Regions from separate parts of the Homo sapiens genome. Here regions 2, 3, 4 and 5 are each linked to region 1. Evidence: chromatin loops called from intact Hi-C (ENCODE). Cell type or tissue: endothelial cell of umbilical vein. All regions are shown on one strand. Each heading gives the region's core, and the rest is flanking DNA. Links, peaks and the distances in the headings are about the cores only.

Region 1 (6,560 bases), core at 884-5,883:
GCATTATTTTGGGTTTTGGTTTTTTTTGTTTTTGTTTTTTGAGATGGGGTCTCTCTCTCTGTTGCCCAGGCTGGGAGTGCAGTGGTGTGATCTCAGCTCACTGCAACCTCCACCTCCTGAGTACAGGCAATTCTCCTGCCTCAGCCTCCCAAGTAGCTGGGATTACAGGCATGTACTACCATGCCAGGCTAATTTTTGTATTTTTAGTAGACACAGGGTTTCACTATGTTGGCCAAGCTGGTCTTGAACTCCTGACCTCAGGTGATCGGCCCACCTCGGCCTCTCAATGTTCTGGGATTACAGGCGTGAGCCACTGTGCCCAGCCTATAGCATTATTTTGATAAAAAGAAGTTTTAACGGACTTAGAACACTAGCCAGACATAGCAAATCATCCATATGTGCTATTATTATCCTTATCTTTATTATCATATATTGTCCCTACTATATTGTAAGTTCCTTAAAGATAGTCATCTTTGCAGCCTTCATGGATTCTAAAAAGTATCTCGCACAGAATCATGGACGAGCGAACATATCAGGGAGAAGGAGGGAATGACAGCTAAGTCATCTTGAGATAGTCAATACAGGGACATGTTTGGAAATGTCGTGAAGAGTGACTCCTCTATGCAACATTCAACCAGCAGGAAAGTACTCAGGTCTTCCCCGAAGTGAAAAGTCTTGGTCAAAACTCCCTGCCAACAGTTTTCCCTTTGATTTACAAGCAGGACAACTTGGAGAGTTGCCAGTCTGGTGTTTCCAAGTACAGCATATCCAAAGAATTCCTTTCATAAACAGCATCATTTGCTGATTTGTCATCATGGTAATTATATTTTATTATTCCCACTGTACACTGTACCTCTTAGCACTGATGTGGTTCTGAAATAGAAGTGAAAAAAAGGGGATAGGGGAGGGGCTGACTCCCAGGCTTAAGGGAAGAGTGACTCAGTGGCCCTAGGGAGCCTCTTCTCAGGAACTGGGTAGGTGTGCTGACTCACTTCTGCCTCCGGCCTCCTCCCAAAGGTTGCTGCTTCTCCAGGACCTCACAGGAGCTGTGGAAGCCTTTAGTGGTGGCTCTGGTAATTCTCTACACACACCATAATCTTCCCCTACATAATCCCATGAGCTATTTTATAAAGCTGCCTTCTAGAAGGCCAGTGCTCTAGATACGTGGTTCAGACCGAAGTCTTCTAGAAGATTTTTAATTTTTATGGGTACCTAGTAGATGTATATAGAAGATTTTCATTGTTAGTACAAGTACAAACACATACAAAAATCCATTCCTAGTCAGGTGCACACAAAGTGGAGTTCAGGCCAGGCATGGCACTTTGGGAGGCCGAGGCAGGCGGATCACCTGAGTTCAGGCGTTCGAGACCAGCCTGACCAAAGTGGTGAAACCCCGTCTCTACTAAAAATACAAACAAATTAGCTGGGTGTGGTGGTGTGCACCTATAATCCCAGCTACTCAGGAGGCTGAGGCAGGAGAATTGCTTGAACCCAGCAGGCAAAGGTTGCAGTGAGCCAAGATCGTGCCACTCCACTCCAGCCTGGGCGACAGAGTGAGGCCCTGTCTCAAAAAAAAAAAAAAAAAAGTGGAGTTCAGAGCAGACAGAAGCTGAAATCTTCATCCATATTTTCCCAAGCAAATACGGTAAAACCTAATCTCCCTGTTTTGCTGTGCGTGGCAGGAGACAGGTAGCTACTGTCTGGGATCAGACATCCCTGATGTGCTCAGCGTGGAAAATGGTAAAGCAACTCTCTCCTGCCCAGAATCAGTGCTGATTGATTGGTTCTGTTTCCATGAAACAACTGCCAAAACGATGCTTATAAATAACACTTCCCAGTTATAATATGCTTTCTAAAAGAATGCATTATTTATTGTAGAAACGCTGTGATGGAATATGTTCACACAGAAAGAAAATAATAGGGATCAGTCAAGGGAGAAAAAGAAACTTGTGAAATTTTAATTCTTGTCTTTAATATTACGTGAAATTAAGCCATTTTCCTGAGAAACTTTAAACACAGCAAGTCTTCTTTATGGCCAGTGTATAGCACTGCCTGAGAAGGAAAGCTGCACCATTATGATTCAAGATTTTCAGTGGACTGGGGTTGGTGAGCAAAGACTATGGAGATCAAGGTTATCTGTGTTGTGCTTCAGCAGCTCCTGACTAAGCCATTACACAGGCTCCTTCCCAGATGCTGAAGTTCATGCTCCACCTCCACCAAAAAGGGGGAGGAAGAATTACTGTGGGTTTTTATTTCAAACGATTACTGAAAGGACAAGAATTCATTGAATTTTGATCTAGAAAAGGCCTCTGTGCAGTGCTCAAATCCACCTCCCTATTCTTGTGTATAAAATCACTGTCTGGAAACTGACAGCTCCATGTAGAGATCAATCACACCCAATGTCCATGGCTTCTAAAAGAAAGAGAAGGCTGCATTTAGCAAATATTGCCACCATTAAAAAAAAGTTCTCTCCCAACATGGCTTCTAGAAACCTAATCTCATTTATGCAAATTCTTTTCCGTTTTTTCCTGGGCAGCGAAATTGCCCCTCACATTTAACAACCATCAAGATAGTGTGAATGTGGATTACTCTACAAGCACTTTCCGTTTAGCTCCTATAAATAGGACCTCCTTGTATAAAATAGCACATATATTCACATTGACTGATACAGTAACTAATCTTATTTATTTTTGGAAGTACCCTCTGGTCTTCTGCCATGGAGAAGTAGCTACCCTTTTTTTCTTTAACATTTAGGGAATGCATGCTCCCCCCCCTTTTTTTTTTCCTCTCTCCCCTCAAAGCTGTTTGTTTTCTCCCCAAACCAGAAGGTATTCCCCTCATGGAGATGAAAGTGCGCCCCCTAGTGAACAATGTTTCTCAACATCCCTCCAACACTGAATTTCCATCTTCATTATTCTTGCCAGAGAATCCCAGGCCCCAGTGGTGACGTGACTGCATTTGAGAGGTTGAGGTTCAGTGCCCAGGGCTTAGGAGCTTTTCAAGGGACAGTAAAATTGTTTGAGAGCTAAGAAAGTCTGTTGACTCCAAACATTTTTTTCTATTCCAAAACTGAAATTAGTGAATTTGATTAAATGTCTATAAAATATCAACTAATCATAAGCAATTCAACTCTTAAATTGTTACATATAAATTATATTTAATGTAGAATGTAGGTTCATTTTTAAATTGTCTATGAAGAGGCCAGGCATTGTGGCTCACGCCTATAATCCCAGCACTTTGGGAGGCCAAGGTTGGGGGGGGATTGCTTGAGCCCAGAAGTTCAAGACTAGCCAGGGCAACATAGCAAGACCCTCAGCTCTACAAAAATTTTTGTTTTAATTTCCAGCTAATTTTTTAAAATTTTGTGTAGAGATGGGAGTTTTCACCTGTAGACAGGTGTGTGGTACACACCTGCAGTCATAACTAATACTTAGGAGGCTGAGGTGGGAGGATTACTTGAGCCTGGGAGGTTGAGGCTGCAGTGAGCCATGACCACACCACTGCACTCCAGCCTGGAGTGTCTCAAATATATATTATATGTATATATGTGTGTGTATATATATATATATATATATATATATATATATATATATTTTTTTTTTTTTTTCTGTGAGGAGGGACAGGTCCTCTTAAAATACGAGTAAAAGCCATATTTTCCATAGAATTGACCTCTGTTCAAGACTCTTCATGACCATGAATATGCACTCCTGTCTTAACATTATTCTTTTAAAGATTCTAATAACAATACTTCATACTTGCAAAGTGCTTAGTAAAAGTTTACGTATGGCCACAGCACAGTGACTCACGTCTATAATCCCAGCACTTTGGGAGGCCAAGGCAGGTGGATTGCTTGAGCCCAGAAATTCAAGACCAGCCTGAGCAACAAGGCAAAACCCCATCTCTACAAAAAAATACAAAAAATTAGCTGGGTGTGGTGGCGCAAGCCTAGAGGCCCAACTACTTGGGAGGCTGAGCGGGGAGGATCACCTGAGCCTGGGATGTCAAAGCTGCAGTGAACTGTGATTGTGCCACTGCACTCCAGCATGAGCAACAGAGTGAGACCTTATATCAAAAAAAAAAAAAAAGTTAACATATGCTTCTATTTAAGGCATTTAATCTTTACAACAGTAAATTGAGAAAGAAAAGAATGAATTGGATATAGTAGTTTTTCGGTTTTCTTCTTTTTTTGCCAAAGTATAAAATATTATAAATTCTGAAGCCAAAAAAAAAAAAAAGTCAGAATCAAAACAGATAACCACCACAGTTCAAAAGAAAACAAACTAATTTGAAATGGTCTATGTAAGCCTTTGGTAAGGGACAATACATAGCAAATGACTCCATAGTCAGACACTCTGGGACGAGTTACTCAACCTCTCTGTGCCTCAGTATCCTCAACTGTAACGTGGGGACAAAAAGAGTATTTATCTCACCAGGTCTTCGAGACATTTAAATGAGTTCATATATGTGAAACACTTAGAATAGCGTGTGGTACATAGTAAGAGCTGAATAAATGCTAGCAATTAACTGTTAGTCAATCAAACCATAGCAATCTTTGATTCCCAGAAAAGAATAGCTTAAGATTTTGGGCTGGGCGCAGTGGCTCACACCTGTAATCTCAACACTTTGGGAGGCCGAGGCAGACAGATCACCTGAGGTCAGGAGTTTGAGACCAGCCTGGCCAACATGGTGAAACCCCATCTATACTTAAAAAAAAAAGTGCAAAAGTTAGCTGGGCGAGGTAGCACGAGCCTGTAATCCCAGCTACTCCAGAGGCTAAGACGGGAAAATTGCTTGGACCCGGGAGGCAGAGACTGCAGTGAGCTGAGATCGCACCACTGCACTCCCCGCCTGAGTGACAGTGCAAGACCCTATCTCAAAAAATAATTTAAAAAAAAACAAGATCTTGTATAAATCTCAAACAACTAAAACACTCACAAAACAATCACTAATATTATATTTTGAAACATTTTACCTGGAAACAATCTCAAACTTACAAAAAGTTACAGGAATAAAAATAAGGAACGTTGGTACACCTTTTACCCAAATGAGCTTATTACCATTTTATTCCTCTATTATTTGCATGGCACATCACTGCAAATTTGTGTCTCTACTTATTATAATTTTGATGTATTTGTTTTCTCTTGTAAAGTAACAAATTACCACAAATTTAGCAATTAAACGCCAACTTACAAGCTCGCAGTTCTAAGACATCTGAGTATAGCATAGCCAGCTTCTTTGTTCAGGATCTTTACAAAGCTAAAACCAACGTATTGGCCATGCTAAACTCCTTTCTGGAAGCTCTGGGAAGAATCCACTTTCAAGCCAATTCATGATTGATGGCAGTCATAGGACTGAGGTCCCCATTTCCTTGCTGGCTGTCAAATGTGGGCCACTCTAAGCTCCTTGAGGTACCCACATTCCTTCCAATATGATTTTTATTTTTTTAATTATTACTTTAAATATTATTATTATTTTTTGAGACAAAGTCTCACTCTGTTGCCCAGGCTAGAGTACAGTGGCGCAATCATGTTTCACTGCAACCTTAACCTCCTGGGCTCAAGTGATCCTCCTGCCTCAGCCTCCCAGGTAGCTAGGACTACAGGTGCATGCCACCACATCTGGCTAATTTTTTAAAAATTTTTTGTAGAGATGAGGTCTCACTATGTTGCCCATGCTGGTCTCAAACTCCTGGACTCAAGCAATCCTACTGCCTTGGCCTCCCAAAGTGCTGGGATTACAGGAGTGAGCCACCATGCTCTGCCCACATTCTTTCCAATATTTGGCCCCATTTATCTTCAAAGCCAGCAATGAAAAATCTCCCTCATGGCAAATCCTTCTCAGATTTTGACTCTCTCTCCCAAAGAAGAGCCAGTTCCTTCTAAAGGCTCACCTGATTAGGTTAGGCTTACCGAAGAAAAGCCTGGATACTCTTTCTCAAAGTCAAATGATTTGGGACCTTAATTACATCTGTAAAGTGCGGCATAGCAGCACTTAGATTGGTATTTGAATAACTGGGAGAAGGTGTGTATATACTAGGGATAGGAATTTAGGGGGCATCTCACCGTTCTGCCTACCACATATGATGAGAGACTTTATAAGTCTATGTGTAAGACTGGTAGGGCTGCCACAACAAAATACTACAGTCTGTGGTGGCTTAAACAACAGAAATTTATTTTCTTACAGTTCTGGAGGCTGGAAGTCCAAGATCAAGGTGTCAGCAGGGCTGGTTTCTCTTGAGGCCGCTCTCTTTCATTCGCAGATGGCTGCCTTCTCACTGCATCCTCACCTGGCCTTCTCTGTGTGAACATCCCTGGTGTCTCTGTGTGTCCAGATTTCATCTTCTTGTGAGGACAACAGTCAGATCAAATCAGGGCTTCAACATATAAATTTTGGGGGGAAACAATTCAGTCTATAACAGTCTAATAACAAAATTAAGAGCTAATATTTGAGCTACTAGGCAGGTACTGTGCTAAAAAAATGTGTAGGTTATCTCAACACAAACCTTTAAATTAAATACCATCGTAAGCAATTATATGAAATTCCAATCTCATCAAAATGTT
Region 2 (6,560 bases), core at 588-5,587, 360 kb before region 1:
GCTAATCAGAACCTCAAAAGAATGCAACCATTTGTCTCTTACCTACCTATGTCCTGGAAGCCCCCTCCCCGCTTTGAGTTGTCTCACCTTTCTGGACAGAACCAATGTACTTCTTACATATATCGATTGATGTCTTACATCTCCCTAAAATGTATAAAACCAAGCTGTGCCCCAACCACCTTGAGCACATGTCATTAGGACCTCCTGAGGCTGTGTCATGGGCATGCGTCCTTTGGCAAAATAAACTTCCTAAATTAACTGAGACCTCTCTCTGATATTTGGGGTTCATACCACATAGAAGGTACCGAATTAACATTTGTTAAAAACATACTGGCCCGACTCCTTACTAGTGTGATCTTGGGAAAGTTAACATTTGTGTCTCAGCTTCTTATCTTAAAAATAGAACTAATTATAGTGCCTAATTCCTGGGATTGTTGAGATAATTAGACAAAGTAATTCTTGTGCCGTCCTTAGCAGAGTGCCTATACAAAGTGAGCGCTCAACAAGTATTAGCTATTATCATTAGCAACATGTTAACCCATTTGCACTTGGTCACCTCCCAGTGCTCACTAGTTTCCAGCTTAGCTGGTCCTGAAGGAGTGGAGAGGAGCCCAGAGCACGGGCAAGGCCAGGCCTTTGAAGGCACCACAGGGAAGTGTGGAAGAAAGAAATGCACCAAAAATGAATGCCTCCTATTTCTCAAATAAGGACTACTCCTTTCAAAAGGGTTATTTCTTTCCCCCTTTTCCTTCTCCCCCTTCCCTGCCAATACCACACAACTGAACCTGGCCCTACACTTGTTACAAGCAGCAGGGGCTGAAGGTCACTGATACTCTATAGACACGTGGCTCAGCCCTCCAGCTGGGCTGGGGACGAGTGACTGTTCTTCCTAGCTGTGTCACCTAAAAGTAGGGCAGACAAAGATGTCCGATAAGTCACATGATTCAACCTCAGCTATGACAGGAAGAGGAGGAAGGTCAGTTGGCTTTGGTTGTAACCATGGTCCAATATGGATTCAAACCCATGACATGGTTAATATGTCCTGCACCAGGCACACAAGGCCATTTTGCCTGAGGATTTGGCATTCACTAGGAGATGGTTTATGTAGCTACTCAAAGGGAATAAAGAGACTGATTTTCACAAGGAAAAGAGACCCTGTGCTCCTCTAGAGCAGAGACTATCTCTTGATCATACCTTCCCTCTGCCCACAGTCCCCAACAGAGTGGGCACTGCCAGCTACTCGTCTTCCCAAACCAGCCAGTTGCTTTTAGCCCCCCATCAGGATCATGTGGATGTTCTTAAACGCTGATCCACACTCACCACCTGGTGTGTCAATGACCAGGTGGGGGTCATCTCACGGCCACTGACACTGAGCTCTCCCTCTTTATTACCACCCAGGCAGGTGCTGGGCTTAGTAATGATGCAGTCTCTCTGGGTCAGTCTGGTATCTCCATCAAGTTGTGGATCTTACTTTGTCCACATTGTGATGCCTCCTGCCCTGGAAAAGGTAAATCCCGGCTGGGCAAACATCCATCTACCTAACAAGAGAGAGAGGAGAAGACTGCAGACCTCAAGAAGTTCTTGGCAGCTTGGCCCTGCAGAAGACATAGAGGTTTGTCAGGTCTTAGTTTAGGTTCCTCCATAAACCAACCCTGAGACCAGGATTTAGGTGCAAGTGTTTCTGTGGAGGTGACCAGAATGCACAATGACTGAGCTGGAAGTTGAGATAGGGAAGGGAAGCGAGCCAATTAAGGAGTATAAATGAGAAACTTGCAATTGCAGACAGCCAGGACTCAGTCCTACTGGGACCCTCTTAGGGACTGTGCAGCACACATCTCAGAATTGATCACTGTGTCCCTTATTGGCTGAGCGAGGCTCCTGGAGTATTGATTCCCCAGCACTTCAAGTCTGTTCCCAGGAAGCACAGCCAGAGAATATTCTCATCCAGGGAGCCGAGGAAGCCATTGTGCCTGTACAGGAGCTGTCTATGAATGATGTCCACCATAGACTAAGGGGACTTGGGCCGGGCGCCAACAACTCCTGCTACATCTAATGACAGATAGTGAGCTTGTTAGAACAGTGCCCCATGGGTAGAGGTGTTTTAGAATATCTCAGATTTTTGTTAACTTCCTAGAAACCCTCTCGAAAAATCCTTAAATAGACACAGTTACATAAATGAGCCTCTTCATGATTTCTTTGAAAGAATGATTCATGTGCATGAAACAAAGCCTTCCCCACTTGTGGCTTGGGTTTTGCCCTTCCTGGAATCTTAATCCAGGGCCTCCAAAGCTTTGAGTAGGAAGTTCAGACACTGGGAGGAGGTCAGATCTCACCATTTTTCCATGGAGACCAGGCAGGAAAAGAGACAGAGTAGTCTGTTTTGCAGTGCTTTGAAGTTCAGATGAAAAGCCCAGCAGGGAGGCACACACACCCTTCCCCAAAGTATGGGTGTGCAGTGGGGAGCTCAGGAACTGGTGGAATAAACTGGATTCTACTGAGAAAATATAATCTCTCCCCCCAGGTGCCCTTCCACCACCCATCTAGACACGCCTACTTTCAAAAGCCCTGGGCAGAACAGGCTTACTTTGAACAACAGAACCATATCAGGGAAAATTTCCTGGAATTCAGACATGGAAAAACTCACCCAACTACCATGTGATACCTTGATCCATGAAGCTCCCACTCCCCGCAGGCACTGTTAACCCCTATAGGGCCTTTCAATAATATCCTCATTCAACTAAATGTCACATTGGTCTTTGCCAACAAAGAGGAATTTTCCACATGCTTTGCTGCCTCTGTTACATTCTTGAAAACGGCAGGTGATTCTGCATGGAAGGTTCCAAGAAGGAAGAAACGTCTCCTTATTCCCAGGCTACAGCCCACATTGAAGGTCCACCATTGAACAAAAAGATGGGAGTAGGTCAAGAAGTTTTCTGCAACTACAGCTTTAGAATAAAAATTGCTGATAAACAGTTCACCCAGGTGATGGTGAGAGGGTCACAAGGTAGACAACAAGGAAGTCAGAGTCCTGTGTTCCTGTTGACTCTTACTGATTTTGTGGCCTTGGATGAATCATTTGACCTATCAAGACTTGTAAATTGATGAGTCACTTAGGAATAGTAAATACAGTCAGCTTTTAGAACACTGCCCTCTACCTAGAACAGAACCTCAGCAACTACAACTGTGCCATAGCCCCTAGAAGAGTCCCTTGCATGCAATATAGGCACTCAATATTTGGTGACTGAATGAATGAGTGAATGTGGTAAACATGTCTACTGCTCTGACTCCTGCACCCAGGGCAGACATTACTAATCAACTGTGACTGTTTTTCATGCAAAAAGTAGATGCAGTGTCAGAATTCTGCTTAGCATAACTCTCCAGACAGGCACAACCAATCTATTAGAGATCACATGTGAAATGTTATCTATTTGCCGTTCCTGAATGAGCTCTAGTATTTTTCCACATTAAACTTTCCTAGTAAGGGAAATACTAAAAGATAGATGGATTGTCACTCAGAGAAAATAAACACAATTGAATATTTCGATCTTGTTTGTCTGCATAAGAATCGATATTTTTTCATCCTGACTAGTGCAGAAAATGCATTTGTTCAGTGAAGACTCCATAATATCAGGCTACTTGGAGTTCTTGCAGCCAAACCCACATTCCTAGAGCCCTGTGGGAGCCATTCAATTTCTCACCCCAATCATGTAGAAGAAAATTGGCTCCAAGGCATATCCCCATCCTGGCAATTAGACACCTCTGGTCAGTGTTAACTCTAGGAGGGTCTAATGTCTGGGATCTGGTTTGTCATCTGAGGGCCATACTCCCTACCAAGTTCACATTGGTGAAATATCAAGGACAACAATAAAAGGAAAAAGAAGCTACAGAGAGGCAATAGAGAGTGAGATAGGAAGAGGGGATTTTCAACACAGAAATCTTCAATGTTTTTAGCCCTCACTGGCTGAGCTGCCTGGAAATAGTTGGTAGCATTAATCCATTGTCTTTTGTGGAAGGCTGTGTAACAGCTTGATGGGTTCATCTTGCTTCTGATTAGACAGAGTGAATTTATCAAGACAGGGGAATTGCTAAAGAGAAAGAGTTTAATTCATACAGAGCTGGCTGAACAGAAGATTGCAGTTTTATTCAGCCTCCATGAAAATTTAGAGGCTAGGATTTTTAAAAGATAGTTTGGCAGGCAGGGGCCTAGGGAATGGGGAATACTGATTGGTCAGGTCAGGGATGGAATCACAGGGAGTCAAAGCTGTCCTCTTGCACTGAGTTTGTTCCCAGGTGGGGACCATGAGATGAGCCAGTTTACTGGTCTGGGTGGCACCAGCTGATCCATCAGAATACAGAGTCTGAAAAATATCTCAAACACCAATCTTTATGATAGTGATGCCATCTATAGGAGCAACTGGGGTGATTAGTGATCTTGTGGCCTGTAGCTACAAGACTCCTGAACCATAATCTCTAATCTTGTCACTAATTGTTGGTTTTACAAAGGCAACCTGGTCTCCAAGTGATATGGTTAGGCTTCGAGTCCCCACCCAAATCTCATCTTGTATTGTAATCCCCAGGTGTTGAGGGAGAGACCTGGTGGGAGGTAATTGGATCATGGGGGTGGTTTCCTCTTTGCTGTTCTCATGACAGGGAGTTCTCACAAGATCTCATGGTTTTATAAATTGCAGTTTCCCCTGGGCTTTTCACTCTCCCACCTGCCGCCATGTAAGACATGCCTGCTTTCCCCTTTTGCCATGATTGTAAGTTTCCTGAGGCCTCTCCAGCCATGCAGAACTGTGAGTCAATTAAACTGCTTTCCTTTATAAATTACCCAGTCTCAGGTAGTATCTTTATAGCATTGTGAAAACAGACTAATACACCAAGCAAGGAGAGAGTTTGTTTGGGGAGAGGCTGTTATCATCTTTGTTTCAAAGTTAAACTATAAACTAAATTCCTTTCAAAGTTAGCTTGGCCTACCCCGGGAATAAACAAAGGCAGCTTGGAGTTTAAAGGCAAGATGGAGTCAGTTAGGTCAGGTCTCTTTCACTGTCTTAATTTTCTCACTGTTACAATTTTTGCAAAGGAGGTTTCATCTGAATGACTATCTTGGGCACAAATATTAAAGCCCACCAAATGGCTTTTGGAACATCATCAAAAGAAAAGTATGAAGTTGCCAATCTTCACATTTGAACAGAGCTGTGAATATCTTGGGGATAGCTGATGACTCATGCTCCTCTGCACAGTGCTCACCTAAGCAAGCTATAACCACCCGATGGGTTCTTCCTGCCTGCTGCACAAACAAAATCAACTTACCAAGACCATGGCATTGCAGTAAAGAAAGAGTTCAATTGACATGAGGAGACAGTTATTACTCAAATCAATCTCCCCAAGTGCTCATAGGTTAGGGTTTTTTTCAAAGATAATTTGGTGTGCAAGGGGCTAGGGTAGGGGGCATGCTGATTGGCTGGGTCAGAGAGGAAATCATAAGAACTGAAGCTGTCCTATTGTGGCTGAGTCAGTTCCTGGGTGGGGGCCACAGGACTGGTTGGCAGGTCCAGGTGGGGCCGTCCCATTGTTAGAAATGCAAAAACCTGAAAAGACATCTCAAAAGGCCAGTCCTAGGTTCTACAATAGTGATGTTATCTGCAAGAGTAATTGGGGAAGTTGCAAATCTTATGAGCTGCAGGATAATGGCTGGTAATTCTAGCCCTTTTCATCCCCCTAACTTGGTGGCCCTTTCATTAGTTTTACAAGAACAGTTTAGTTCTGTGGAAGGGCTATTATCATTTAAACTATAAATTTCTCCCAAAGTCAGCTTGGCCCACACCCAGGAATGAGCAAAGACAACCACCCTGTAAGGCTAGAAACAAGATGGAATGAGCCATGTCAGATTTCTCTCACCATCATAATTTTGCAAAGGCAGTTTCAAAGCCATGGCCGGGCCCTTCTCTCCCATTGTTTGTTGCAATCAGCACCACAGTCTTGCCCGGTCACTTGCCTGACATCTACACTGATTGCCATAAGCTAAATTAACTGTCTGCTTTTCTGTATGAGGAGAACAAATGAAGTGGATCACTGTGCCCCTACATATGCAAAACACTGAGGAACAGATATTTTCTCTGGCCAAAACATCAGTTTTCAATATGTTAATCTACTGTTCATTGTCTTCCAGGCTTGAGTCTGAGGAAATAAATCTAGAAATCTCTGGGCATGAAAAGAAATGGAATAGGTTTGAATCCTTAGCAAGTGACTTTAGTTGGGGGTAAAGGATGAAACTTTATTTGTCCCAATAATTGCCAAAGCATGTTACTCATGCTGGTTTCAATTAAAATCCCAAGGGCAGTGAGTTAGTAAATTAGTGGATTTAACAAGAGCCTCAGGAACTAAGAATCAGAGGAGTTGTTATGGAAGGAAGGGCAGGGGGCCTTCAGTTAATAGCTCCCCCAGTGCTGAAAGGCCACACCCTCAAGAACCGCCCTGCTGGGGAGAGACCCAGGGCAATTCACCAGGCCCTATCAGTTTAACATAGAACCACACTGTCTTGACTAATGTGAAGTTTC
Region 3 (6,560 bases), core at 767-5,766, 280 kb before region 1:
GGTGGGTAAGATACATACAAAAAAAGACCTTAAACATTCAAGAAAATCTAGGTTGTTTGGGGAAGGGAGCACTGACACACGTGTTAAGGAACAGAAAGCAAAGGGGATCTCACTCAGCATCCTCAATTTTTTTTAGCAAATATTTAATCAAATGTAAGAAGTATTATGGAGTCAGGCCCTATGCTAGACATTGAATACTCAGGGATGAGTAAAATGTGGTCTCAGAATGGAAGGAAGTGGTGGGAGCCATGGGCTTTAACACTAGACCTAGATTGGAAGCGTAGTTCTGCTACTTCAACTGAGTGATCTTGGGTAAGTTTTCTGAGCTTTATTTTTCTCATCTGTAAATGGGAATGATAATACTTCAAATGATGGTGAGTTTTAAATGAAACAACTGTGAAAAGCATATAACAGATAGCTCTGCACACAGTAGTCTGCACGTGCAGGACAGGCTACTTTTCCTCCTCTTTCATCTTCCCATCTCACACTCCCAGGTGAGGATCTTGGGATTCTTTGCTTAGCTCTGTCTATGAGTTTTTCACTTACTTTTCTAGAGTTTAGTCTCTCCAAAAATAAAACATTGTATATATACGTACATGCACACACACACACACACACCCCTTTCATTTTATCTGTCACTCAGCTAATACTTATTAAATACTATTATTATCCCTATTTTACAAATTGGATAAGTAAAACATAAGGCAAGGGGGATCTCTGTCAGCACCCTCAATTTTTTTAGCAAATATTTAATCAAATGTAATTAGCATTATGGAGTCAGGCCCTATGTTAGATATTGAATATTCAGGGCTGAATAAGACATGGAATGGTCTTAGAATGGAAGAAGGCGGTGGGAGTCATGAGTTATTCATGAGAGATTAAATAAGTTCCCAAGATCACATGTTAGCATATACATATCTACCTTTTAACAGCTGATAGTACTTGACAGTGTTGATATATTACAGTTTACCTAACCATTCCCATTGTGATGGACATTTTCAACTTGTGATTATGTTTTTACCATCACAAACAAGAAACATCCTCTCACAAAGATCTTGGCATACATGTGTAGCTACAATTTGCAGGATGAATTCTTAAAATTGGATTGCTAGGACAAAGTGTAGAGCAATTTAAATTTTGATAGATCATGTGAAATATATCTTTCGGGAAGTTCTTGCTGATTGATGCTCCTGCCCTTGGGGAATGAACATGCTGTGTCCCCAGAACCTCTTCTACACCTCGCCCTTAACCTGCAACAGCTGTGCCTCAGATCCGTGTGTACCAAACACATTCCCAAGAATAGTCTCATTGAGCACCGTTTGGGAAGGGCTGCCATGTGGACAGCACCCCACTTTTTTGTCCCTGATGGTTTAATGCTTTATGTTTTCACACAGAGTGCATTTGGGGAGACTGGCTGGAGGCGGGCTTTGTTCTGCTCTGAACAACACAAGGACAATTCATCTATCTGAAAGGTAACTTGTATATTGATCCAGAAACATTGCAGGAGTGTAGCTTTTTCATTGATTATTTGATAATGGGTCATTTCATTTTTATCTACTCTGACTTCTCTAACTCAGATAAAAAAACAGGTAACCCTGAGCACATAATTCATCTCAATGGAAAGCATTTTCCTGCCAATTTACATTAGCTCAAAAAGTGGCCCTGCAAACCTCTAAGTCATTCAGAACAATACATTCCAGAGATGGTCCTTCCAACCTGCCTTATTCTTGTTTAACATTTGGGCAAGAAACTAAGCGAGCATTTAGTTTGAAGCAAATTGCATCTCATATTTCCTTGGAATGAGGCAAAAGCAAATCTGAACCATCTTTCAATGGAATGAGCCCACACTGACAAGAGCACTTGTAATCGCTTCCATTGTGTATTCTTAGCCAATTTACAACTACATTCATTGAATTAATAACGATCAGCTGGGACTCGCAAAGGCCTAATACCCAGGGCTCCCTTCTGGGGCTGCTGGCCTGACATTTAAATATTTATTGATGATAATTGGATGACAGATAGGGATGGGCTCAGACAGAAATAAATTCAATCTGCTTGCACAGGCAGAAACCACGTTATAGCCATGATTCCTCCTCAGGCCACATAGATACAGTACCAAGAGAAATGAAGGTGAAGAGTCCTCTGATAAGCTGTGAAAACTAAGACAACGATTCTTATGATTATTTGCATGGTTGAAAGACAACTCCTTAAGACTAATTTTTGTTTTTGTTTTTTTTTAATGTGTGTTTTTGTTTGTTTGCTTGTTTTACCAAACTGTCAATAAAGACACGAGAATTTAGAATTCAAGACTTTGCTTTCTTGGATTCTGGGTTTTCCTTCCTATTCTAAAAATGTTTGAAATGGGCACCAAGTATTCAATCTGTGTACAGATCATTAAGATTTTGTGTTTAAGATCTGCCAGGTTATGGTGCAGTAACAAAGAACCCCCAGATCTCAATAACTGAAAACCACAAAGGTTTTTATTTCATGTTCTACACCACAGGTCCCTCTCAGGCTGGCAGGGCATTCTGCCCAGCACAGTCACTCAAGGACACAGGCTGATGGAGCAGCCAATCACCACTTCCCGGGGGAAAAGGAGAGCTCTGGAGAATCTTGCATCAGCAAGGAAATGGTCTGGCCTGGAAGCAAACCACACTAACCATGACCACAGAGGACCTGCTTAAGATTGCTCTGACCTTAGGTCCTTTCTCTGCTTCTCACTAACCATGTGGCTTGAACATGTCACTACAACTCTTGGAGGCTCAGATTCCTTATCTGAAAAATGAGAACAATACAAGTTAGTCATCAAATTGCCCTGAAGGATAAATGAGATAATAAATATATAGAACCACATACTAGAGGCTCAATAAATGACAGTATTTTGGGGTTTTTTTTAACATGTTAAAGAAAAGACTTCCATGGAACCCAGTGGGCTCACAAGGATGTGTGCTTTTGCTCACTTGCACCACATTATACACAAAATTCTTGAAAATATATAATAAGCCACGATACGTACATGTCTCAAGGCTCTCACTGCCACAAACTGTAGTTTCTGACAGTTTAATTTTGTATGTAGGAAAAGGTAACCTGCAAGTAACTGAAGAATTCACCCAGAGTTGTTCCATAATCAAGAAGGTGTAACACCCAACTTTGTGTCTCCTGACTTCCACTGTAATCTACCATCTCATTGCTATGCGCTTCCTTTCCCGCATGTGGGAGAGAAGGAAGAACAGTATACTATGCCCCAGGACAACATCTTTCACAGCAGGCTTTTAGACAAGAATCAGGTAAGTCCAAAGGTTATTGTCATTATTTATATGCAATGATCACTCTTCACAGCTGTATTTTCTATGATAACTAAGAAAAATTAAAGAGATCAAAAAATGATTACAATTATAATTATGGCTCACATTTACTGAGAATTTACCCTGTGCCACTTCCTATTTTATGAACTTTTTAGGATTATCTCATTTAATCCTCACACTAACCCTAAAAGGTGGGTTACATTATTATCCCATTTCGCAGGTGAGAGAACTGAGACACCCTGAGGTGAAGTGTCTTGCCCAAGGTCTCCTGTACAGTAAGTGGCAGAGTTAGGATTCAATCTCAGGATATTGTATTTTGGAGGCCATGTTCTTAAACTCCTCAGGATGGCTATAATATACAGTTATTATTTTGAAATCTCACTTACCAGAAAAAGGAAATGATGGCTAATACAATTGCTCTATAGGTTAAAGGACTGTGCTAAGAACCAGAGGTTCATTCATATTGTTTTATTCTCATCCATGATTACACTCACCATCTCCCTAGCAGCAGATAATTAAACAGCAGGAAAGTTCTTGAGCAGATAAAGAAAGATCAGAAGGATAGGGTAAGATTGGAACATAGAGAATATGATCAACTGATATTTACTGAATGAGTGAATGGGAAATTCATCATCACTAATTGAAGAAAACTCAAACTATTAGTAGTCAACTGCATTCCTTTTATAAATGAAATTCATTATTTCAACTGTGTCAGCCCTTCAACACAAGCTACGCATGCCAGATTCTGCATATTGAACCTCATTGTACCACCGATTTTTTTTTTTAATAAACCAAGAAAGACAGTTTATGGAACAGAGTGTTTTTAGGAAGTGTCATAGGGTGGAGGAAAGAGAAGGAACTCCTGCCCGTCTTCAGGGAGAGAAAAAAGTCCCCGTGGATGGAACAGGAGGGCTCCATCAGGCCTGAGAGGTACTTTTGCAATGTTATGGGACCAATAAATTAGAAAGGTAATTTAGTACCTATTATTTGATTTCTCACCTAAAGGAAATTGTAAAATTTCAAATCTGTGAATTTCAGGTAGGACCAAGTCATTTGTACTTCCCCAAGATGTCACAGCTTATGCTCTATCAAACAAAACAAATCTCTTTCCAGATGAAGACAACAGCATTAAATGTAATTCTCTGTGTGTTTTAAAATGAATAACCAATTAGCAATTATTCAGTCATGAACAAACAGAACTTACTCTGTTCCTCTTCCTGAATTCTCAGAAATACTTGGAATTTAATGGGATGTAATTTATGAGACAAAGCCCATTTTTTCTTTCACATGACAAAATGGACTGCAATGAACAATTTCTGTGATCACAGAGAATGGTCACTATTGCTGGTTGTGGGCTGCAGAGGTAACAGGAGCTGGCCAGGGTAGGTTAATACCACATACCGGGCCTTGTCAGTCAACAGCCTTCAGAGCACACAATTCCACCTGCTGTTCTTGCTTCCTAGGCTGTGCTTGTTGAGAAAGACTCAGCCCAAGCACAAGTAGTGAATGGTTCATGGTACCCGCCAGCAATGGGGATAGGAAACATGGGTGCTGATAACTTGTGGGGGAGGCAGAGGTCAATCAAAATTCATAATCGAAACAGTTATGTAACAGTCACCAAATCATCAATTTGTTATCAATGACCTTCAAGTCAACTGGAATAGATGAGCTTCACTGAACCAACATAGGATTAAGGAAACCCAGAGGGGAACCCTATGGCTTTTTGACTGTCACGGAATGTTGATTCAAAAATGATGGAAGAATCTCTCCTGTTTGGTCCCTAAGCAGACTTGTGGCTCCCAAGAAGCCTTCCTCATATCTTCATGTTTATCTGGGCTAGGTCATGGTGGAAATGACCTGGAAACGTAGATACCCAGCACCCACCACCATACACATATCTGTGTGCCTGTTACAGGACCTAAGTTGTTACTTCCCTCTAGGCAGGAACTATACCTAACTGTCAAATGGCTCTCTATAGAGGCCATAGCTCACCTGTGCCATAGATATACAAACATACTTTTGTCAAACCAGCAACATATATAGTCTTTGGCAGTATCATGATTTTGTCAATAAATACCTAGACATACCAGCTCACACTTTCCACCAGCATAGTTTCTCCCTGTTCTGCAGAGTCACAGCTCAATGGAGGGGCGCATGGATGGCTGCCAAGGGAGGGAGAGGGAAAGAAGCCCAAAAGGGTGGGGCATCTATCCCACTCCACAGCCAGGGCTGCTGCACAATCTGTCTAATACATCACTTGAGGAGGAGTTTGATTCTTTAAAAAATTTGGAAATCATTGTTCTAGAAGGTCTCCAGTTTGTCAGAAAAGTAAGATTTGTATTTAGTGTGCCTCAGCACAGAGAAGCAACTTTTTGTATAGAAATGTCCTGGCTGGGCATGGTGGCTCACACCTGTAATCCCAGCACTTTGGGAGGCTGAGGCAGGTGGATCACCTGAGGTCAGGAGTTTGAGACCAGCCTGACCAACTGGTGCAACCGCATCTCTACTAAAAATACAAAAATTAGCCAGGCATGGTGGCATGCACCTGTGGTTCCAGCTACCCCTCAGGGAGGCTGAGACAGAATTGCTTGAACCCAGGAGGCAGAGGTTGTAGTGAGCTGAGATCACTCCACTGCACTCCAGCCTGGGCGACAGAGCAAGACTCCATCTAAAAGAAAGAAGAAAGAGAGAAAGAAAGAGAGAAAGAAAAGAAAGAAAGAAAGAAAGAAAGAAAGAAAGAAAGAAGGAAGGAAGGAAGGAAGGAAGGAAGGAAGGAAGGAAAGAAAGAAGGAAAGAAAGAAAGGAAGGAAGGAAGGAAGGAAGGAAGGAAGGAAGGAAGGAAGAAAGAAAGAAAGAAAGAAAGAAAAAGAAAGAAAGAAAGAAAGAGAAGGAAGGGGAGGGAAGGAAGGAAGGAAGGAAGGAAGGAAGGAAGGAAGGAAGGAAGGAAGGAAGGAAGGAAATGTCCTGAATTTCCAGAGTAAGGTATTTTTCTTTCTCTACACTGAATATTAATTCAGCACTCCAGGAAGAACCAGCAACTCTGGGTGCCTCAACAGCCTGACAGGGCCCTTACTCTATTAACCAAAAAAAAACGCCATTAAGGGAAGGAGAAGAGAGATGAGCAAAACAAGAAGTAGAAAAAATGGTAGAAATACACCACCAAGGAAATGCTATCATGTTACCTTGCTCCGCGGGAATTTACTTAACCGTCTCCATAGGAATGGTCTGGCCCAGCTATTAAAAGGTTCACACAGA
Region 4 (5,000 bases), core at 1-5,000, 190 kb before region 1:
CCCAGATGGATCCATCAAATTAAGAGTAAATGAGTAAACGTTAGCATGTATTAAATGGGCAGTTTTAAGTAAACTACCTGGGATGGTAATGCTCTGTTTTTCTCTTCAAAATAAGAAGTGAGTATTTTCTTGGGAAAAAAAAAAAAGAATTAACCAAAGAACCAAAGAGAATAACTACAGAAAAGAAACACACACAGCCAGGATCCCATTAACCTATCATGTACTATAATTTTGCCTGCAACTTTAATGCTTCAGGCAAAGCTAGTAGGTAACTTATTTTAAAACCCTAACAAATGTCAAAGAAAGAAAGATATTCTGAAAGTATAAAAGCTATTTTTATTGAGCTATAACCAAAATGCCAAATTATACTTTCTTCACAGATGGAAGAGAGAGGAAATTTTACCCAAAATTATATACAAAGTTTACATGAATACTTCTTCCCCTTACCTTGCTGTGCTGCCTCATGTTCCGCTGTTCTCTTCCTGATGTAGCTCTGAACTTCTTCCCACCTTCTCTCAGCTTCTTGTAGTTGAACCTTGGTATTTTAAAAGGGAGAAAGGATAAATTAGCACAAACACAGAATTTCTACTTTGAAAAAGAGGGAAAAAAAGCATCCTCTACCTTTACTGTTGTATCATAAAACTGCTTATTGCAACTAGTCTCCTACATTTCAATAAGACAAGCAGATACACACAGTCTAAAAGCCATTTATTTATCAGCCATAGCCATCCTATCCTCCAACATTACAGGGTTTACAGTTTGGAGATTATTTCAGACTCAATATTTGTGCTGAGTTTCTATCAAGATAGCTACTACTATATACATCTGATCCACTTAGCAATAACCTGTTTCCCACTAACCTTCCTTTAGCTGATAAGCTTCCGAAGGACAGGATGGTGTCTTTATTGCTAAATCTAAGTAGCTAAAAATTCTTATTTTGAGGTATTTTTATAACACAACACTCCAATCATGACTATAATCTTTAATGTCATTTATTTATCCATATCCACAGAGAACAGACTTCCGTATCTATGCCAGTAGTAAACCCACCAGCAAGATCAATATTAAATAAAAGAAAGGATACTTATATCAATCTCCCAACAAGACTTAAGAAAAACACTATTTTCCATACTCAATTACTCTTGAAGCCTTTTTAACTCCTACTCTGGAACTGGTATCAAAGTACAATTCTATCAATGACCTAGGTAGGAATCTATTATAATGAGGTAGCATTTAACTTACACAAATTGAACTATACTTTCAACAAATTTCCTCTTCAATAAAAGCAGGAATAGAGAATTATACTCATCATTCTATTCAATGTACATATGCTTCAGAATGCATATAAAATGAGATAAATGAATCTGCTCCTCCCTCAGTCAGCCTGAGCAAAGCCATGCATCTCTTCATAGTATAAGCATCTCACTGGACCAAGTGACACTCTGGCGTCTAAAGATACAGTATGTGACTTTTTGTACATCATGGGTCGAGTGCAAGCCACTGGAACACTACTTAGTCTTGTGCTGAAGCAAAGGAAAAACTACCTATTCCAGTGCTGAAAGAAAACTAGGTTCTGCTGGACCTACTGAAAAATCCAAGCTATGGGTGATAAAGTGGTATTAAGGGTAATTTTTAACTACATGATTTCTGCCCTATACTGTAGACCCTAACCCCCATATATATGATAAAATTCTACAATTTATATCTGTCAATCAGCTAACATCATTTACCATATCTTCAAACGGTCTTTAACTTCAAATTCAAGCCTATATTCAATTCTTTCAATAGGGCACATGCTTCTTTTTCTTTCATCAGGGCATAGCATTTAGACTACAGGTCCCATTAAGCTTCAAACTATATTTTTCAAACCTATATACACATTTAAGTCATCAAATTAAATACCTACTGATATGGTTAGGCATTGTGTCCCCACCCAAACCTCATCTCGAATTGTAATCCCCATAATCTCCACGTGTCAAGGGAGAGACCACGTGGAGGTAACTGAATCATAGGCATGGTTTCCCCCATGCTGTTCTTGTAATAGTGAGATCTCACAAGATCTAATGGTTTTATAAGGGAGTCTTCCCCCTCGCTCGGCATTTCTCCTTCCTGCTGCTTCGTGAAGAAGATGCTTTGCTGCTTCTTCACCTTCTGCCATGATTGTAAGTTTCCTGAGGCCTCCCCAGCCATGTTGAACCGTGAGTCAATTAAACCTCTTTCCTTAAAAATTTACCCAGTCTCGGGCAGTTCTTCATACCAGTATGAAAACGAACTAATACGCCTATATTATTCATGAAATGACAAATAAAGGTGAGAATATATCACCTTCAACTGAGTAGCTGCTTGCTCAGCATTCTTCTTTTGGACTTCCTCTTGCTGTAGCTTTCCTGTTTTCTCAGTCAGCTCATTCACCAACCTAGCATAATCCTGGCGTAGTTTATTTAGTTCTGCAGACTGCCTGAAAACAGTAACTGGATTAGGAGCCTTCCGTTATTACAAATATATATAAGAAATAAACAAAACATACTTTGTTAGTTTTGCTGAGCTGAGCTAGTAGTTCCATTTACAGCCCAACTGAAACAGAACACAAGTGACTACTAACAATAAAGTTTAGTTGTATAATTCCTATATAATTCTAATGAGTTATTCAAATTCTAAAATCACTGTAAAATATCAAGAAAAATGGATGACCATAAATAGTGTCACCTTCAAACTGGTCTTCTGAAAACGTATTAAAAATCAGCCAGTCAGGGTACTGTGTACCGGTATTACTAGTCTCTCTAAGGTACTATTTCTCAAAGTATGGCCTCAGAGCCAATCACTATCACAAGGAAAGTGTCTTTTTTTTTTGAGACGGAGTGTGACTCTGTCACCCAGGCTGGAGTACAGTGGCACAATCTGGGCTCACTGCAACCTCTACCTCCCAGGTTCAAGCGATTCTCCTGTCTCCCGAGTAGCTGAGATTACAGGTGTGTGCCACCAAGCCCAGCTAATTTTTGTATTTTTAGTAGAGACAGGGGTTTCACCACGTTGGCCAGGCTGGTCTCGAACTCCTGACCTCAGGTGATCCGCCTGCCTCGGCCTCCCAAAGTGCCAGGATTACAGGCATGAACCACCACACCCGGCCCGAAAGTGTCTTAATATGTAGACTCCTGGGCTCTACCTCAGAGTCAGTGAATCATAATCTTTTAAGGGGAGGACTCAAGAATACACCTTTTAATTAGAATGCCAGGTGTTCTTCAGAACACTGAAGTTTGGGAGCTACTGTGAAAGGGGACAGATGGTTTAAAACTTATAAACTCATAAGCTTGTAGACCATTCCATTGGTGGTACTAGTATTTATTACATAGTTTATATACAATATACACATACATGTTTATATAAATATGTAATATATGATATATATTAATGTATTTGTATAAGTATATAATAGTATGACATTAATATAACATAGTTTACATATGTATAACTGAAGAAGTTCTTCACAAAGCAAAAGAGAATTGTTTTTAAAAGTAACTCATTTTAGAAACAAATGTAAAAACACAAAAGTCTAACCAATTACTATCAAACGCTATTAATATTTTGATGATTCAAGAAAATACTCTGCCATTCAATTAAAAAATAAGGTATTTGGAAACATACTTGCTTTCCAGTTGATTTGTAGTGTTGCTGACTGCATCTCTCAGTATACCATTTTCCTGCTTCAAGTGAGCTATCTCTGCCTCCATCTGCTCACGAACTTGCTGAAACTAAAATTATTTTACACACATAAAACTTAGAAAACAAAGACTGTCAAAGCTAACTTTTAAAATAAACTTTATTAAAATGAGAATATAAAAAACATCAATAGAATGAAGTTTGAATCATTCTTCTCAAATAAATATAAACAAATTTAAAAGAATTATATTTTGTTAGTGATGAATGCAAATCAAATACAAACTGTCACCACATTCAAGAATACAAGTAGATGCTAGCTGCTATCATATTTGAAATACAAGATAAACATGCTTAGAGATGATGTTTCAGAACTAAATATGATTTAGGATTTCTTTCCTACCGAATAGATTCATACAAAATTAAGCTTGTCCTGATCTTATGTCAATTATACATTAGCAATATTCTTAAAGTCTTTAGTAAGCCAAAGTTTAAAAACTGAAAATATGTTTGGTACACTTTATATTAAGTTACAAATTGGGCCATAATCATATAGATAACACAAAAACCTGCTTGCTAAAATATTCTGACCTCTTAATTTTTTTTCCAAGTTTTTACATTATAAAATACATATAACATAAAACGTACCATTCTAACCATTTTCAAGTATACAGTTCACTGGTATTAAATATATCCATAATGCTGTGTAATCATGACCACCATTCATCTCTCCATAACTCTCTTCATTGTGTAAAACACCTTCTACACCTTTTAACGAATAACTCCCATTCCTCTCCCTGCAGCCCCTGGCGACCACCACTCTAACTTTCTTCTTCTAATTTTTAAATTTTGGATTAAAGAATCTAAAGATAAAGGCACACTGACTCTTATATTCTCATAAGAACATGTTTTTGTATGAAATAATCTTATTAATAATTCTTTCAAAAGAAACTGTTGCTTATTAAGGGAAATTAAGGTATACATTTCTATTTTTCACAGAAGTTATCATATGGAATCTATATCCTGACCTCTGTAAGTAATCAAGTAAAACAGGATGAATCACTTAAATACCTTTCACCTTCAACAAAAGATGCTGCTACAAGTATCTGCCTAATTTTCAAATTAACAGGAATTAGGAATTAAGAAGAAAAGATCACTTGAGGCTAGGAAAATCAGTTCTTCACTAACTCAAATTGCTGGGGGATGAGAAGATGAAGGAATGAGTTAAACAAATGCTAAAAGCAGTGGATAGGGTAAGAACATGAAAACAGCATCATTCACTTCTTTTTTGCTATTAGTGGCATTTCAGAGGAAAACACTGGGACTCTGAAAGCAGCAAAGAATAT
Region 5 (5,000 bases), core at 1-5,000, 220 kb before region 1:
AGAATCATAAAATGCAAAAATGCCTATGGCAAGTAGCATGTAACTTCTTGTAGGAATGGTGTGATTAGCACCCACATACCCAGTCCCACTAAAAAAATAAAACCAAAAAGGTGGCTCTTAACCATCAAAAACAAAGTAATATAAACAACCAGAAACCACACTAAAACCCTCATCGCTGACAGAAATGACTGTACAATTGCAACTACTCCCAGTGAAATAATAATGAAATGTCCTATCTGACCTAGATTTTCCTACTCTCTGGTCCCAATATACCTCTCAGCTATCTCGAATTTAACCTTTACTGAAAATTATGGCTAGATAAATAGGGATATAGTTAAATACAAATCCACTAAGCTACAGGAAATGTAACTACAAACGTATACTTGCTAAAAAAAAAAAAAATTTACAGAACTATTTTATGCTTAAACATTCCTTCAGGTGTCACTAAGACTTATATTAAAGATTCAATAGAGTACCATGGCACACAAAATATTTTCATAGTGCTAAAATTAATCATGTAGGTTCTTTCTTTTACCTGTCTGCAAAATTCAATACCCCTGTTTCACATTTACACTTGACAGGAATTTTCAAAATACTTAACTGGACTGGCAGATTCAATTTTCTCAATCTTTAAAAACAACTTCTCTATTACAATTCATTAGAAATCTTCACACCCAATGGTACAACTTGAGCTCAAGGAGAATGTCCTCCATTGTTCTGAAGACAGAGGGGGCTATATATTTCAGGAGTACTTTACATACTCTGGTCAAGAGAATTATCCCTTGATAGTAATATTTCATCTAAACATGCCATGTGTCATTGCTAGCCAGTAATACATGAAGTTTCAGTCCACCACCTCTAAGGAACCATTCCAAGCAACACACCCAAAGTTGATGCCTTTCCTGTATTTAAGACTTTGATCATTTCTCTACCTTATCTGAGACATCTTGGTGTGCCCTCCAAAACACGTAGTTTATGGCACATCCTACATATTCAAATGTGTTTGTTAATTCACCTAGATTTCTTTGGTTCAAAGTTTTCATGAAAGTTATCTTAACCAACCCAAAAGGCGCATATTGTCTGACAAGAGGTTAACATCGGTCTTCTGAGACTCTTCAGCTTAAAGTTGTGCTCAACAAAGCCCAAACAATCAGGTAATCACAACAAATCAGCATGCCCAAAATTAAAGCTTCAAGGAGTAGATGAAAAAAGCAGAGATGATAGAGATGATAAATATGGATAAGGAGATTTTATATTTAAATTGCAGTAAAAGTAAATGCTTTAGTCTGATTTTAAGACAAGCTGCAGATTTTCTCTGTTCAGTGGATTGTTTCTAGGAGTTAGCATTACAACCTTGGAAGTCTTGTTCACTTTGTCCTGCAGCATTTTTTCAGTTGATGCCAATGCTTCCATTGCTTCCCAGTTTTTCTCCCGAAGGTCCTAATCATTTTTAGAAAGAATGATTTCAGTTTATCCATTATTGAAAGATTTTTGCTTTTTTACTTCATCAGTATTTTGCACTGCATTTAAATGCTGGTTACTGCAAAATTATTTCAATGGGAAAATATGCATATTAGCAAAAAAATAAAAAGCAATGTTTAGAAGTTTGAATGAGAAAATAAAGACGCCCACTTTCCATGTTTTAGTATATATATCAAATAGGCCAGCTTTTAAAATAATTACTATGCACATGTGACAAAGAAGAAAGCATTCAAAAGTAAAGACACAAACCAAGAATACATACATGATTTCAGGTACATTGAACATTAGAAGATTAAAGACAGAGCAAATATAGAAGTATTATAAAAAGCTTTTCATGTGATGTTTAAACGAGGCCCAATAACACTCATAGGACTTTCCACTGCAGTGTAACGTTTTTTCTCTATGGTTTAATACAATTAACATGTTTCAAATCTACCTAGGAATCCCATAGTAACCCACTGTGTCCTATGTCTTTCTTGGCATGGCCAAACATTCATGCCACAAAACAACCTTACATGAATTGTATGAGCTAGTTGATCAAAGCAAAGGGGAAGGCTGGAAGGCTATAAAATAGATTCTCTTGGAGGCGAAAGAGGTTATTAAAAATTGAGAGATCTGGATTTTAACAGCATTTCATTCACAAATATAATCTGCTATATTTCAGTCTTTTTTTTCAGAATGAGAAATCTAAACAGATAAAAACCAACAACGAAAAATAAAAAGCCAATAATCACCATTTATTACTTAATATATGCCAACCACTGTACTTGGCAGTTCACAAATTCTCACCGTTACAACAACCCCATGAGGTATTTATTCCCATTCTATAGATAGGGAAACCACAGCTCAAGTAAGTTAGGAAACTGAGCCAAGTATACACAGAAAACGAAGTGGCAAAACTAGAAGGAAAGACTGACACTGCTATCTGCTGGCCTCCAGTGTCCTGGCTCTTTTCACACGGGTTCAATGTCTCCAGCGCTGCTGCTGCTGCTGCATTACCATGCCCTCCTTATCTCAGAAGTCCAATAATAAAACACAGTTAAGATGTTAGCAGTATATCGGCAAGTTCACCTCAAGTTTTGTGGCTAAGCAATGCTGTTAGTACTGTTATACCAACACAGAAGTGGCAATTCATGTACCTAATTTTGACAAACTCAGGGGTACAAGAAAATGTCAACTTGTTAAATTAACAATTTAACACAAACTTTGAAAAACAGAAAACACACATCCATTTACTAGCAATACTCCCTTAGATTTCAGTAACATTTTATCCTTGCTCAAGTCTTAGCAATCACACTACAGTGTACAAAAATTTCTTCTCTAGCAAGAATGCTTGGACTCTACTTACAGGTGTTGCCCTCTGGTATGAGAAAAGTTAAGAAATTCCACTAAATTGTTTGTCTATTCAGTAAGTTATTAGGGTTCATATTTCTGAAAGCACTATCCCTTCCCTTTCTAGTATAAATGTAGTCAGGTTCTAAAGCCTCTAACACACTTAATTACCAAAATTTGAACCACCTCTCAGTTAAAAATGGGAGGTTCTGGCCAGGTGCCGTGGCTCACACCTATAATCCCAGCACTTTGCGAGGCCGAGGCAGGTGGATCACTTGAGATCAGGAGTTCGAGACCAGCCTGGCCTACATGGTAAAACCCCACCTCTACTAAAAATACAAAAAACATTAGCTGAGTATGGTGGTGCACGCCTGTAGTTCCAGCTACTCAGGAGGGTGAGGCAGGAGAATCGCCTGAACCCAGGAGGCCGAGTTTGCAGTGAGCCAAGTTCAAGCCACCTCCAGCCTGGGCAACAGAGCGAGACCCTGTCTTAAAAAAAAAAAAAAAAAAAGGGCAGGAGGAGGTTCCAGAAGGCTTTCAAAAGACCCCATTACTGAGTATACTGGGTTTGAATACTGGCATTACTTTTAGTTTACAAAAAGGCCAGCCCAATCTAAGAGGAAATATCTTTGATTTTAAAATACCAAGCTGAAAAACATGTTTTTCCAAATAAAAGTTCAACAAAAAGTCAATTGCATTTTTAGCTTTTTAAAATAACTAAAGGTATAATAATTATAGCTTCAACATTTAAATATTTATAAGAATAAGAATTCATCTTTTCACTTATTTAAAAAAAACTGTTCTCCAATAATGCCCCGCCCCCCGAAAAAACTACACACAGAAAATAGTACTTTCTTACAAAGATTAAGAAATCTAAAGTAAAAGTAGATTTAAAAAAAATTCCTGAACCATATTTCAGTGTTAAAGTAATAAAAAGAAAAGCTTCATTCTGATAAAGATCTACTTACATTGTTTTTCTTCCTCTGGTGTTCAACTGCATCCTTCAAAGAATCTAACTCATTCCAGAGACCACTTATTTCTTTCTCTCTTTCTGAAATTCTAAACCAGAACATGAATACATGTAGCAAGATTTTAGGTAAACAGTAATACAACTTAGATCCCTACCTATCAACATTTGCTATTACAAAATAAAAATATCAAGAGATAGCACCTTGAAAAGTACATTAAAGAGTCTACCTACTGTTGACCATACAAAGCCCATCCTATGAATTTCAGAAATGATTTCTAATATAAGTTTTTATGCCTAATATGGTATGCTCAGGCTTGTGCTAAAGAGAAATCTCATCCCCTAAGAAACATATTATGAAGATATGAACTGTTGTAGCTATTTATAGTTTTACCTGGGTCAGTACACAGTAGCTATTTTTAGAGGAGTTAAAACTGATGTAGAAGCAGTCCCTTAAATATATTTTTTTTTCCAGAGGGCAATGAATCAGTTATAACTTTAAATGGCTAACCCACAACAAAAGTATAATATTAAAATGAGCTCAGTGTTTTCCTGCCATTTTCATACCAATCTCAACATTCATGTTTTTTTCTGCTACTGTTTCCCAGAAACGCAGAAGGCAATGGCAAAGATTCATAATTTGATTCTGTTATAGTTGAGAGTGGCTGGAGTAGAAAGTTAAATAACAAATAGCTCTTCCCTGAGAATCAGTGTCCATATAAGAGGCTGGCAAACTAGGGCTATGGGCCCACTCCACAGTCTGTTTTTGTAGGTCCTCAAACTAAGAGCTGTTTTTACATTTTTAAAGTGTTGTTTTATTTATACATGTACACACATATACACATATATATACACATGTATAAAACAGACCTATGGGTCCCACAGGCCTAAAATGCTATCAGGGCCTTTACAGAAAATATTTGCCAACCTTTTCTCTATATAGTCAAACTCAAGACTCGATTTAATAGTCAATAATTCTAACCTAGTACACAAGCAACTCTGTAAACCAACCAAGATGGAAAAACATTTAGATTAAAAGAAAAAAAATTAACAATATTCCCAATGATAGATCACTTACATCATCTATTAATATACTTAATGTGGTTGACATTTTAACATGTTGAAACACACTAACTTATGTGAAATGACCTTAAATGTAGCCTCACAGAGAAAATTACAGGCCAACAAGAAAAAGGTATCAGTAAAAAAAAAAAAAAAA

The links. Hi-C counts contacts between places; a loop is a spot of excess contacts. Peaks named below come from ENCODE experiments on the same cell type or tissue, not always from the same donor. Only the 100,000 strongest peaks of a DNase experiment are listed, where the experiment ranks them.
Region 2: a loop joins it to region 1, with 2.5 times the contacts of the local background. A loop is called at or near these places in 2 of 110 quality-filtered maps.
Region 3: a loop joins it to region 1, with 4 times the contacts of the local background. A loop is called at or near these places in 2 of 110 quality-filtered maps.
Region 4: it touches region 1 in a loop (3-fold over the local background); 6 of 110 quality-filtered maps call a loop at or near these places.
Region 5: it touches region 1 in a loop (3-fold over the local background); 14 of 110 quality-filtered maps call a loop at or near these places.

The regions. Positions count from the first base shown.
Region 1 is chr14:55,442,640-55,449,199 of GRCh38, reverse strand. It overlaps a transcript of FBXO34 not described here. Among named protein-coding and RNA genes, the nearest start is that of TBPL2, 5.3 kb to the right of the region's middle. RefSeq lists enhancers at 316-1,515, 1,280-1,780, 2,855-2,944. In endothelial cell of umbilical vein, for the core only: a CTCF peak has its summit at 2,870 (motif pointing left); DNase peaks (open chromatin) are centred at 2,229 and 2,849; H3K27ac peaks cover 1,484 bases.
Region 2 is chr14:55,799,789-55,806,348 of GRCh38, reverse strand. No RefSeq gene overlaps it. Among named protein-coding and RNA genes, the nearest start is that of LINC00520, 6.4 kb to the right of the region's middle. RefSeq lists an enhancer at 1,695-2,894. In endothelial cell of umbilical vein, for the core only: a CTCF peak has its summit at 3,156; a DNase peak (open chromatin) is centred at 3,068; H3K27ac peaks cover 660 bases.
Region 3 is chr14:55,717,638-55,724,197 of GRCh38, reverse strand. LOC124903320 (a long non-coding RNA gene) reads right to left here. Exons shown (of 2, transcript XR_007064179.1): 2 at 2,463-2,775. Among named protein-coding and RNA genes, the nearest start is that of LINC00520, 76 kb to the left of the region's middle. In endothelial cell of umbilical vein, for the core only: no CTCF peak of the experiment used is centred there; a DNase peak (open chromatin) is centred at 2,687.
Region 4 is chr14:55,631,984-55,636,983 of GRCh38, reverse strand. It overlaps KTN1 (kinectin 1), which reads right to left. Exons shown (of 44, transcript NM_001079521.2): 8 at 3,643-3,749; 9 at 2,326-2,458; 10 at 448-535. Among named protein-coding and RNA genes, the nearest start is that of KTN1, 54 kb to the right of the region's middle. In endothelial cell of umbilical vein, for the core only: no CTCF peak of the experiment used is centred there; no DNase peak of the experiment used is centred there.
Region 5 is chr14:55,660,395-55,665,394 of GRCh38, reverse strand. It overlaps KTN1 (kinectin 1), which reads right to left. Exons shown (of 44, transcript NM_001079521.2): 32 at 3,783-3,873; 33 at 1,354-1,440. Among named protein-coding and RNA genes, the nearest start is that of KTN1, 83 kb to the right of the region's middle. In endothelial cell of umbilical vein, for the core only: no CTCF peak of the experiment used is centred there; no DNase peak of the experiment used is centred there.